Linked DNA regions of Homo sapiens: region 2 is linked to region 1. Evidence: read pairs that join two places in POLR2A ChIA-PET (ENCODE). Cell type or tissue: PC-3. All regions are shown on one strand. Links, peaks and the distances in the headings refer to the core of each region. The heading gives the core; the rest is flanking DNA.

What was found. Peaks named below come from ENCODE experiments on the same cell type or tissue, not always from the same donor. Only the 100,000 strongest peaks of a DNase experiment are listed, where the experiment ranks them.
Region 2: POLR2A ChIA-PET joins it to region 1 with 11 read pairs; 2 of 35 experiments call an interaction of 5 or more read pairs at or near these places.

Annotation. Positions count from the first base shown.
Region 1 is chr1:114,381,392-114,387,395 of GRCh38, forward strand. No RefSeq gene overlaps it. Among named protein-coding and RNA genes, the nearest start is that of TRIM33, 130 kb to the right of the region's middle. In PC-3, for the core only: no CTCF peak of the experiment used is centred there; no DNase peak of the experiment used is centred there.
Region 2 is chr1:114,317,197-114,324,056 of GRCh38, forward strand. No RefSeq gene overlaps it. Among named protein-coding and RNA genes, the nearest start is that of SYT6, 170 kb to the left of the region's middle. In PC-3, for the core only: no CTCF peak of the experiment used is centred there; a DNase peak (open chromatin) is centred at 3,575.

The DNA of each region.
Region 1 (6,004 bases), core at 948-5,947:
AGATGGGGGTCTCACCATGTTGCCCAGGCTGGTCTTGAACTCTTGTCCTCAAGTGATCTGCCTGCCTCTACCTCTCAAAGTGCTGGGATTACAGGCATGAGCCATTGCGCCCAGCCTGTTTTATCTTCTTTACTTGTTTTAAGTCAATTCAGATTGTCTGTTTCCTCAAGTCACTTTCAGTAGTTCATGTGTTTCTAAGAATTTATACATGTCATCTAGGTTATCTAATACAGTGTCATACAATTGTTCATTTTATTCTCATACTTTCATTTCTGTAATGTCTTAATCATTTCTGATTATAGTAATTTGAGTCTTCTTTTTCTTGGTCAGTCTAGCTAAATGTTTGTCACATTTGTTGATCTTTTCAAAGAACCAGCTTTGGTTTTCTTGGTTTTCTCTATTTTCTATTTCATTAACTTCAGCTCTGATTTAGATTTCCTTCCTTCTGCTTGCTTTAGGTTTAATTTGCTCTTCTTTTTCCATTATCTTCAGATGGAATGTTAAGTTATTTTAACTCTTTCCTAACATAAGTATTTACGGCTATAAATTTCTCCGTAAGCTGGGCTTTAGCTGAAGTTCTGTTACGTTGTGTCTTCATTTTCATTCCTCTCAAAGTATTTTCTGATTTTCCTTCATTTATTCTCTGACCCACTACTTAACTTAGGAGTATTTTGTTTAATAATCCACGTATTTCCAAGTTTCCCAAACTTCTTCCTGCTATTGATTTCTCATTTCATTCCATTGTGCTGGAGTACATACTTTGTATCATTTCTTTTTTTTTTTTTTGAGTCGGAGTCTCCTTCTGTCGCCCAGGCTGGATGTGCAGTGGCGCAATCTTGGCTCACTGCAAGCTCCTCCTCCCAGGTTCACGCCATTCTCCTGCCTCAGCCTCCGGAGTAGCTGGGACTACAGGCGCCCGCCACCACGCCCGGCTAATTTTTTTGTATTTTTAGTAGAGACGGGGTTTCACTGTGTTAGCCAGGATGGTCTCGATCTCCTGACCTCGTGATCTGCCCACCTCGGCCTCCCAAAGTGCTGGGATTACAGGCGTGAGCCACCGTGCCCAGCCGTATCGTTTCTATCTTTTTAAACTTATTGAGGTTTCACAGATTAACATATAAGCCTATCCTAGAGAATGTTTCATTAGCACTTGAAAAGAATGTATATCCTCTTGTTTGTTGACAGTATTCCACAGATGTCTGTTAGGTAGTTGGTTTATTGTGTGGTTTAAGTCTTCTGTTTCCTTACTGATCTTCTGTCCGGTGGTTCTATCCATTATTGAAAGTGGGGTACTGAAGTCTCCAGCAATTATTATTGAAGTGTCAATTTCTCTGTTTCTGTCAGTGTTTGTGTCATGTATTTTGGTGCTCCATTATTAGGTGCATATATTTATAATTATTATATCTCTCTGAGGGATTAATCTTATAAAATGTCCCTTCATATAATTTTTTGTTCTAAAATCCATTTTCTCTTAAAGTATATCCACTCTAATTTTCTATAGGTGCTATTTGCATATTTTATTCTATCCTTTTACTTTCATCAATCTGTTTCTATTTTGAATCTAAACTGTGTCTCTTGTACATAGTATACAGTTGGATCAGGTTTTCAACATCACTAATGATCAGGGAAATGCAAATCAAAACCACAATGCGATACCACCTTACTCCTGCAAGAATGGCTACAATCAAAACAAAAAATAATAGATGTTGGCATGGATGCAGTGAAAAGGGAACATTTCTACACTGCTGGTGGGAATGTAAACTAATACAATCATTATGGAAAACAGTGTGGAGATTCCTTAAAGAACTAAAAGTAGAACTACCATTTGATCCAGCAATCCCACTACTGGGTATCTACCCAAAGGAAAAGAAGTCATTATATGTAAAGATAGTTGCACATGCATGTTTACAGCAGCACAATTCTCAACAGCAAAATACAGAACCAGCCCAAATTCCCATCAATCAACAAGTGGTTAAAGAAATTGTGATATACATATAATGGAATACTACTCAGCCATAAAAAGGTATGAATTAATGGCATTTGCAGCAGCAACCTGAATGGAACTGGAAACTATTATTCTAAGTGAAATAATTCAGAATGGAAAACCAAACATCGTATATTCTCACTCATAAGTGGGAGCTAAGCTATGAGGATGCAAAGGCATAAGAACAATACAATGAACTTTGGGGGCTTGGGGAAAGGGTGGGAGGGCGGTGAGAGATAAAAGACTACAAACTGGGTTCAGTGTATACTGCTTGGTGATGGGTGCACCAAAATCTCACAAATCACCACTAAAGGACTTACTCATGTTACCAAATACCACCTGTTCCCTGATAATCTATGGAAATAAAAAATTTTAAAAAAAAGTTTTCAGAAAATTCAGTCAGTCTTTTGATTGGATTGTTCAACCTATTCATATTTAACATTACTGATTTGTTGGATTTATGTCCTTTTTTGTTTTCCATGTCTTACCAAGTTTTTTTGGTGACTATTTTCTAATGTAGTATTTTCATTTATTTTTTTTTATTTTTTGAGACAGAGTCTCACTCTGCCGCCCAGGCTGGAGTGCAATGGCGCGATCTCGGCTGACAACCTCTGCCTCCTGGGTTCAAGTGATTCTTCTGCCTCAGCCTCTCAAGTAGCTGGGACTACAGGTGCGCGCCACCACACCTGGCTAATTTTTGTAATTTTAGTACAGAGGGGGTGTCACTATATTGGCCAGGCTGGTCTCGAACTCCTGACCTAGTGATCTGCCCATCCATCTTGGCCTCCCAAAGTGCTGGGATTACAGACGTGAGCCATCGCACCTGGTCGTATTTTCATTTCTTTAATAGTTTCTCATTACAAGAGAAACTTTGTTGATTTTTTTTTTTTTTTTTTTTTGAGAGAGAGGGTCTTACTCTCTTGCCCAGGCTAGAGTGCAGTGGCATAATTATAGCTCACTGTAACCTCTAACTCACAGGCTCAGGTGATCCTCCTGCCTCAGCCTCTCAAGTAGTTGGGACTACAAGCACTCACCACCACATCTGGCTAATTTTTACATTTTTGTAGAGACAAGTTCTCACTATGTTGCCCAGGCTGGTTGTGAACTCCTGGCCTCAAGTGATCCTCTCATCTCAGCCTCCCAAAGTGCTGAGGTTACAGGCATATAATCTCAGCCACTGCACAGTCCTGAATTTTTAGGTCAGTCTAGGCTTTACCATATGCATCTTTCAGAACTAGGCTAATTACATGCAAACATTGCTCTTATATATCTCTATTTTCATTTTCTCCTTTTTGTGATAGTTATACATATTAATATTACAAACTCAACAACACATTGCTATTATTACTTTACCAACTGCAGTTTCTCTAGCTCCGTACACCTTTGCTCTTTCCTGCTCATTTCCTTTGTACCATTATCAGAAAATTTCATAAACATTACATTTTCATATTTATAGGGCCACTATTATATATAGTGTTTATATAATTTGTTTCTTCTTAAAATCAAGAGGAGATATTCATTTGTACTGTCCTATATAATTACACAATTACCTTTACTGGTATGTATTCAAATTACTATCTGGAGTCCCTTGCTTTCAACCTGGAGTCCTCTTTTAGTATTTCTTGCAAGGCAAGTCTCCCAGCAACAAATTCTCTTTTTATCTGAGAAAGTCTGTGTTTCACCTTCAGTTTTGAAAGTAGTTTGCTGGATATAGAATTATTGGTTGACATTTTTTTTTTATTTTGAGCATTTTGAAAGTGATCTGCTACTTTCTGGCTTTGTTGTTTCTCCTAAAATGGTCAGCTGTTGATATTTCCTTGCGAGTAACAAGTTGCTTTTCTCTTGCTACTTTCAAGCTTTTCTCCTGTCTTTTAGCTTTTTTGTTTTTGTTAGGACATGTCTGTTTTTTAAACTCTTTGTGTTTATGCTACTTGGAATTCATATAGGTTCCTGAATATGTAAGTTATTGTTTTACAAAAAATTTGGGAAAATTTTTAGCTGTCATTTCTTTGAATGTATTTTCAGCTCCCTTCTCTCTCCTCTTCTACTGAAACTCCTATGATGTGTATGTTGGTGTCCTTAAAGGTCACACATATTTCTCTGAGGCCATGTTCACTTTTAAAAAATTCTTTTTCCTCTAATCTCTATCAATCTTTCTTCAAGTTCATTTACTATTTCTTCTGCCAATTCTACTACTGAGCTTCTGTAATGAATTTTTTATTGCAGTTACTGTTCAACTCCAGAATTTCTACTTAGTTCGGTATCTCTTTGATATTTGATATAATGTCATTGCACCTTCCTTTTCTTCTTCAATTATTGTTTCCTTTAATTCTGGGAATGTTTTTAATGGCAACTTTCAAGTTTTTTCTCATAACTTGACATCCTGTCACTCTCAATTTTTTTTTTTTTTTTTTGAGAGTCTCGCTCTGTTGCCCAGGTTGGAGTGCAGTTGTGTGAACTTGGCTCGTTGCAACCCCTACCTCCTGGATTCAAGTGATTCTCTGCCTCAGCCTCTCAAGTAGCTGAGACTACAGGTGTGCACCACCACGCTAATTTTTGTATTTTTAGTAGAAATGGGGTTTCCCCATGTTGGCCAGGCTGGTCTCAAACTCCTATCCTCAAGGGATCCACCCACCTTGGCTTCCCAAAGTGCTGGGATTACAGGCATGGGCCCCACACCTGGCCTCATAGTCACTGTTTTGTTCCTTGCTTTATTTCTAGTGTATAAGTTGTACTTTCCTGTCTCTGCATGCTTTTGTATTTGTTACAGACTGGATATTTTAAATATGTTGTAGCAACTCTGGATACCAGTCGTTCCCTTCTCATATCCCTGGGGTTTGTCACTGCTTAGTGACTGGCTATTTTAGTGTAGCCCCTCCCATCCACCAGTATTAAGCCTCTGTTGTTGCTCCTCAGGTTGTCATGACTGGGTATGCCCAGTCTCCTTGGGATGACAGTGTTTTTTTCTAGGCCCAGCTTACTCTATTCACGACCATGTCTAGCTGTTGATCTCCAGTAATTGCCAGCTCTACTGTTTTCAACAATGTTCTGAGTCATAAATTGCTCTACAAGCTAATTCTATCATATTGTGACTCCTTTGAAGAAAAGGTTTCACATTTGTTCTAATCCCAGGAGAGGTCCTGTGAGCTGTCTTATTCCCTGGTTCTCCTGCAAACTAGCTGGTCTACAGTTTATACAGATGTTGAATCTCTTCAGTTGCTTTTTACCACAACCTCTAGTGGTATGTCCTGAGATTTGAAATTATCTGTGCTGTGTTACAAATGAAGTCCCTTTGTTTTGGAAGACATTAGGGGTTATTTCATCTGGTTCAGTTCCCAGGTAAAATCTCTAAACCAGGGCATTGGAACTGTAACAATGGCAAGCTTCTGTGTGACACACCACCACCTCTATCTCCACCCTAGAAACTGAGTGCTTAGTGGAGGGGGTTGGGCAGCAGCCTGAAGCCTTCTCAGCTTAACTCTTCTGGCACAGAACTATCACCTCATGAGCCAGGGGAAAGATCATCTGTGTCCCAGTATTCTAAACATGCCACACCCAACGTAAAGCCTCTGGTGGCAAAGTGGGAGCTGAGTGGAAGATGTGAACCCATAATGTTCAACTGCACTCCCCTGGGTTTTAACCTCAGCAAAAGCAGCTGGGGGCAGACCAAGAATTGTTAACATCCTGCTTTTCCCAAGAAGAGGGTTCTCCAACTGGGAGGTGAGGAAAAGGGAGCCCTGTGTTCTTGGCTGCAGCAGTCTGGAGTCTCCACATTAATAAGCATAGAGGAAGCAAGGAAGCAATCTAGGTTTAAATATCACAAACTCCCATTTCCTACACAATTTTCGCATTTCCTTGAATAGCTGTTTTTCTCATCTGCTGTTTGCTCACAGGATCATTTACAGAGGCTTTACATAAATAAATAGCTTTATTTTACATGGTTATATTTTATTTTACATATATTTTGTTTTACATAAATAACTGGTGAAAATAATTATCACCAGTTTCCCTGAGGAGGGG
Region 2 (6,860 bases), core at 835-5,834, 64 kb before region 1:
CATTTCAATTTCTAATTGACATATATACACACCAATATGTGTGTGTATATATATTAGAGACTGCTAGAGTAAAATTTGTGTCCTCTTCCTCCTGAGAACACATCCAGAATATATTTCCCAGCCTGCCTTGCTGTTTAGTTGTGGTCATGTGGCTAAGTCTAGCCCATGGAGCATGAATAGAAGTGATATACATTTCTTCTAGACCTGGCTATGAAAACTTCCTATACATGCTACTCTAAGCTCTTTTCTCTTTCTAGCTCATCGGGATGAAGACAGCCACATGTCAAAGATGACAGAGCTTCCTTCAGCTTGAGCTCTGCAGGATCACTTGGAGGAAAGTAGCCCCAAGAACCTGTTTACTGTCTCTAGATTGTTATATGAACAACAAATGTACTTCTACTGTGTACATTTGTGTACAAGCTAGCAATATTGCTCTGCAACTTGTTTCTTTCACTTAAAAATATATCTGGAATGGACCGGGTGTGGTGGCTCACGCCTGTAATCCCAGCACTTTGGGAGGCTGAGGCAGGTGGATCATAAGGTCAAGAGTTCGAGACCAGACTGACCAACATGGTGAAACCCCGTCTCTACTAAAAATATAAAAATTAGCCTGGCGTGGTGATGCGCGCCTGTAATCCCAGCTACTCAGGAGACCGAAGCAGGAGAATCGCTTGAACCCGGGAGGCAGAGGTTGCAATGAGCCAAGATCGTGCCATCGCACTCCAGCCTGGGTGACAAAGCATGTATGTGTGTATATATGTGTGTGTGTGTGTGTGTATATATATATATATATATATATATATATATGTATGGAACTTTTTCTATGTCAGTAGCTATCCTGTATTTCTCATAAGATATAGTTTTCCCCCACAATTTAACTTTTCTGAAATTAGGAGATATATTTGAGAAGTATGGTTGCCAAAAAGTTTCCATTAAATGATTGAGGTAGCTTAGAATCAAGAAAATACCACAAATATTATTTTTAGGGCCTTAAAAAATAATATGAATTTATCATTGCTGTTAAAAATCAAAATAGTACCACCAGATTTTAAAGGAAAAGGAAAGCTCTGCAGTATGGCATAAATGTTCTAAAGACAGAACAGCGCTTCACTTGAAATACAAGCCGAAATAATTTTGCTAATAAAGGAGCAGAATACTCACAATTCAAAGTGCTGAGGCTAAAGAAGTCTCTGAGATCCTTAAACTAAATAAGCATTGGTAAATAAGGAAAGCATTGGTACAGACATGGGCTGATTGCATCCAGGTTTAATCTTGTAAACTATTTAGAATATATTCAACAATTATAATAAATACTGAAAAATATTATTATATCAAGAGTACTATCAAAACAAAATTAACTTGAAAAATATCAGAAAGCTGTTCTAAGAAGCAGTTAAGTGCTAGGCATGAGACAGAGATGAGAAATCAACCAACTGGGTGTACCATCTCCAAAAAGATTGAGAATGCCTATTTTTAATGCCATATTTCATTCATGTTTAAGAAGAGCTATCATATTCTTACCTTCTTATCTGCTGTCAAACTTTCCACGTTCAATAAACTTTTTAAAATTATGAGCACATGTAGTATCATTTGAGAAATGGAATGTTGGACCTAGATTCGTGAGTTAGAAACGACTTACCTCTCTCCTTGAAGGTTTTAGAAATATTATGCACTTAAGAAAAGCTTTTTTTTTTTTTTTTTTGCAGAATGAGCTCCAAAAAACATTAAACATGAAAAAATAAGCAAGATGTGCTGAGGGAAAACTTGACATCTTAAAATTAATTTTCCTTATAAAATGCATTTACTGTTTTCTCTCTAAAGCAATGAGGAATTTTGTGGCCACTATACAACTCTGTTTTGCCTCTTTTGATGGTTTCTGAGGTCCCTGGACTCCCTAAATTATTCTTTCTGAAATATGTTCTCTTTGGCAGAGTGGAATTTTTTTCTCACGGAAAGAGTTGGTGGTTTAAAAATACCTTTTTTGGGCACAGAATAAAATATTCATCAAACCCCGCCTCCTGATTTCCCAGCATCTATTTATGAAAACCTGCCACTAAACATCTTATGGTGACCAAAAATGTTCCCAGGTGACAGCAAAAATAACTGATTTATATTATGATTTTATATTCCCAGTCCAGCTTTTAGACATTCCACAAATCTTTATGTTTGTATAGAAAATGACCTCTGGAGTTTTCTTCCTTCTCAATTACTATTTATGCCATAAGCACACAATTATTCGAGAACTGATGAGTCTTGGACTAGAATTCACTGCAGAGAGTAGTTTAGGATATAGCTTGCAAGATTTCATAGAGTAAATCCCAGAAGCTCTCCACCCAATGTCATTCCTGACAAATGAAGAAAATATAGGTTCTTTGGAAGAAAAAGATGTGATTTGTAAAGCTAGCTGAGCCAACATCTTCAAAGTAAGAGAGACAGCCAGCAACTCACTATTCATAGACATATTTTATACCCTCGAATCGTGTGGTTTCTCTGCTGGTGAGTAATGAAAGCCATTTGGTTTTTCTGTCCAAGTAATAACAAGTCTTGTTCAAGGAAACTAGTTTTATTTAAAGCTTTGAGATTGTTTTTCTTGTTTTCTTGGCTTAAAAAGAGTCAGCATTGAAAGACTCTTACTTCTTTCTTTACTATAAAAAGGAGAAAACTGCTTATTCTTTCTGAGTCCTCTGTGGAATTTGTATTCACGTAGGAAGAAATTTGTATCCCTACACCAATGTCTAGCTAGTTTTTAAATTTTTATTTAGCAGACATTTATATATACTGTCTGCACCAAGCATTTTACACTTATGAACTCCATTAATCCTTAGAATACTCAGATAAGATTTTCTTGATAATTTCTTCTTTTCCTTAAAATTCAAGGTAGCAGTATTTTTTGCTGTGGATAGGACTGCGATTCATTTTAAGCTTTTTTGTCTTTTAGAATCATCCCAAGCAGATAGAAATGGAGAAAGGAAGAGTAAACCTCTAAAATATTATTTGGGGATCAATGTCAGTAGAGAAATAACAGACCAAAGCATCCAAAAAGGAAATATTTAACTTTGATAGAGCTTGTAGTTTGAGAAATTTATATAAAAACAGACTAACTCCCAACCATATAAGCTAACCAGCTGGTATTTATTTTATCAAAACTTCAGAAACTTTTGCCACAAATATACCATGAAAGGCAATGCTACAGATTATATACTAGAGTTAATAGAGTGGTGTTAATACTGTTTTCACAATGCTCATTAAAGCATTTAGAGAAAATATCACCATGTCATACAACACTGCCCTACATGATAGAAGACCAAGATCTTAATTTGGTCTTTCAGTTCTTATATGTGTCTTTTTAATACATATCTAAAAACGTGTCTTTTAAATACATGTGTCTTTTAAATACATATTTTTAAGATGTGTCATTTAACTACAGAAATGGAGATAATAACACCTCCCTTAATGAAAATTTGGGGCAGGGCAGAAGAATCCCTGAAGTCTCTACAGTATGATCTAACATCTTATCACTCATCCCATGCATCAGTGTAACCTCATCTACCACAGCATTCCCCAAAGTGTGATTCATGGAATGCTAGATTTACATGAAAATAAAGCATTCCAAGATACACATGTTTCAGAAATGCTTCATATTATGTGGTCCTCTTGGAGATGCACAATGCAGTTAGGCTATGAGAAGCCCTGCAATAAATGACCTTGCATGATTTATTTAACCTAACCTAGCCTTAGTGTTCTGAGAATGTGGCTGGACCACTGGTTTATCTAATGAACTCTGGACAATCTGCTTCAAGATATGAGGACAAGACATTGCAGAGAATAGATTAGAGCCTGCATTCAGGAGCAGGCAGGGATGGTTTCTGTAGTGAAGTTGTTCTAGTTTGGTTCTTAGGTGCAGAGATTGGGTTTCTCGTCCTTCTCAGTTCATGACCGATTTTCACAATGGTCAAAGCAACACTCCTCTCTGCTTTTTTTTTTAATTCAGCCCTGTTCTAAATGTACCTAAATTTGTCTTAATCAGATATGGTAAGACATACAGACACAGAAATGACCATTATAAGGAGGGAGGTCTTACTCTCACAAATCCAGGGCCACATGGGGAGGCACAGGGCTAGTGGGGAGGCAGAGAGAGTAGGGGTGGGGGAATGTGGGCGAAAGGCTTTATTGTGGTTCTTGCAGGAAGGAAAGGCAAGACAAGGTAAGTGGGCTTAAGATTGGCCAGTTTGAGTAATTTCAATTGGCTCCGGGGCTTAGAGGCTATAGATGGCCCTGGGGTGATTAGGGCAGGTGGATAGTGGCCCAAGGAGTAAGTTCCCTATGAGTGCCCAAGAAAGGAGGTGGTTTGGACTATGGGCTTCGAATTACTTGGCTTACATATGAAAGGTGCACTCTCTGGCAAGTTATTTGCTATGTCTGGGAGTTAGCCAGCCCTGGCAGAGGCAATCTCTCTGGGGTCAGCAAGGCCTCAGATGTCAAAATCTACAAGAATCAAAAGATATGCTTAATACAATCCCTAATTTCCACTCTCATGCTCCTCACCACAATACAAACCCATTCTAAGGTATTTGATATATATCCAAGGGAGATATATATACATATGAAAATGTAAATATATATCCTTGGAAATAGAAACATATTTGCAAAATATGAAGTGAGTTTTATGAATGTATGTGATTTCAATTTGCATAAGTAGTATTATGCTATATATATCATTCTATTTCTTACTTTTTTCATTCAACACTTTTGAAGATCCAGCCACCTTGCAGTATAACAACTACCTAGTTTTGGCATGTAGCATCTAGGTGCAGTATAATTTTTTTAGGCTGTATTTGATCTATCCATCCCTTAATAGAAGACTCTTGGTTGCTTCCAACTCCTTACCAGGAGCAATGCTTTAATGTTCCCTTACATGATAACTTATCTGGATTGTAACTACTGTGTCAAAGGGCAGATGCACACTTAATATGCACACATACTGCAACTTTGCTCTCCAGAATGGCCAAGCCAATTTATACCCAAACCAGTCATCCCTAAGGGTCCTCATTTCCCCATGTGCCCTGACATGGCTGATCTCATGTTATCATGAGATTCTAGCTTTAAATCGTTGTACCAGGCATAGGCAACACAAGATCGGCCATCCTGCATTGGGTTCCCCTCTTAGATTGTCTCAAGTTGCCCTCAGTGCCACGAGACTGAATTGTGAAAGCAGCAAACTTAACTTCTTGTGGCTTCACCACAGGCTCAAAAGGCTCAATGTGATCTCAAGTTTGGTCTGCTTTCTTGATGACATTAAACTCCAACTATGGCTTGGGATTTCAGAGAACAAAACTATGGTTTCACCCTTAGAAGCATGATAGAATTTATTAAGGAAGGAACTAAGAGGAATGGGAAGCCATATTTTAAAGATAATAAAGCATCTTCTTCGGTTAGGTTAAAAAAATTAGTGAAATTATTACAAACCCCCCAAATAGAAAGGTAATTTAAGGCCTACGCATGGAATAGTCTGACTTTAGGAATCGTATTCACTCAGGAAATCAAGAAAAACTGGAGTAGTTTGAAAAATATGACTCATTCTTACACTTAGGATGTGAGCAGTTAAAGAATATAAAGAAAAGTGAAAATCAATTAATCTGTAGAAGGAGACAGATTTCCTTCCAAGGAAAATTGAGGTCTCAGATGACAAGATGGGCTGATTTAGAAAGATGATGATGGAACGGAGGGAATATTTTGCACATTACTACATCACAAAGAATGAATTGGGCCTAGTGAAATATAACAGAAAAAGCAAGGCAAGATTGGAGAGAAATGGCTGGAAAGACTTCCCAGAAATTGCTGCAATCCAGGAAGTGCTTGAGAAGTCCCTTCTTAACCCTGTAGATAAAACGTCTGTAGTAAAGACAGTAGGGGGAACTACCCTTGCAGACTGGAACCACTGGACCAAGGAGCCAGACAAATCTGGATCGATATAAGAGTGGAAGACTATGAATTCGTGTAAAGTACTGAGTTTCAGGATGATGCAGTCATTATGGGGTGAGATGCGATAGGGCCCGTGTCCTGAGAGAGAGCATATATCAATTTATGGAATTGCTATTTATGGGACTCTATGGGAAGATGCTGCAAAGATGAGACCAACAACAGGAGCGTGACAGAGGTCAATAATAGATTGAGACCAGCCCTGCATTGGATGCTGGTCTGATGGGAGACATCTTCCAGTTGGGATGATCTGACACAGGAAACTGGGGATGGTGATGATTGGTGTACAATGGGTGCTTTGGGGACACTCAGACCTCGTTGATTTCCTCTAAGAGACAAAATCAAGAGGAATAAGTACTTTTAAATGTCTGTGACAGAAATCAAAGAAAAAGGAAAAAGGAAGAAAACATTTAACTGCAGCAGTAAGTGTAAGCCCTACATGGTTAGAGAAGGAAATAGATGCTTAAGGTTAAACTGTTAGAAACTCACTGAGCCTTCCTGAGAGGAGTAGGTGAAGAGGAAAGCAAATGAGACACCAACAGCAGATTGCACCTCTATTTAAAAATGTGGAGCAGAAAGAAATGCTATAACACACAAACTCTGGGGAAAGATGGAGCTGAAGACGAGGCACTTTCGTGGCCAAGGCAGCCGAGGCCCTTTGTGGCCCAGAGCACTGAGATGTCCAGGTGTGGACTCACTGGGCCAGACTTACGTGGTCATGGGCCCTCAGTGGGCCCTGGGACACTGACTTAAGAAAATCAACCATAGCTTCAGTTGATCAATCGGTTAAAGGCTGAAACAAATGTGGATATGAAGAGAAAATCTTCCCTAGCAATGTGCTCTGGCACTCAAATGTTTACCAACTCCAACACCCACGAGAG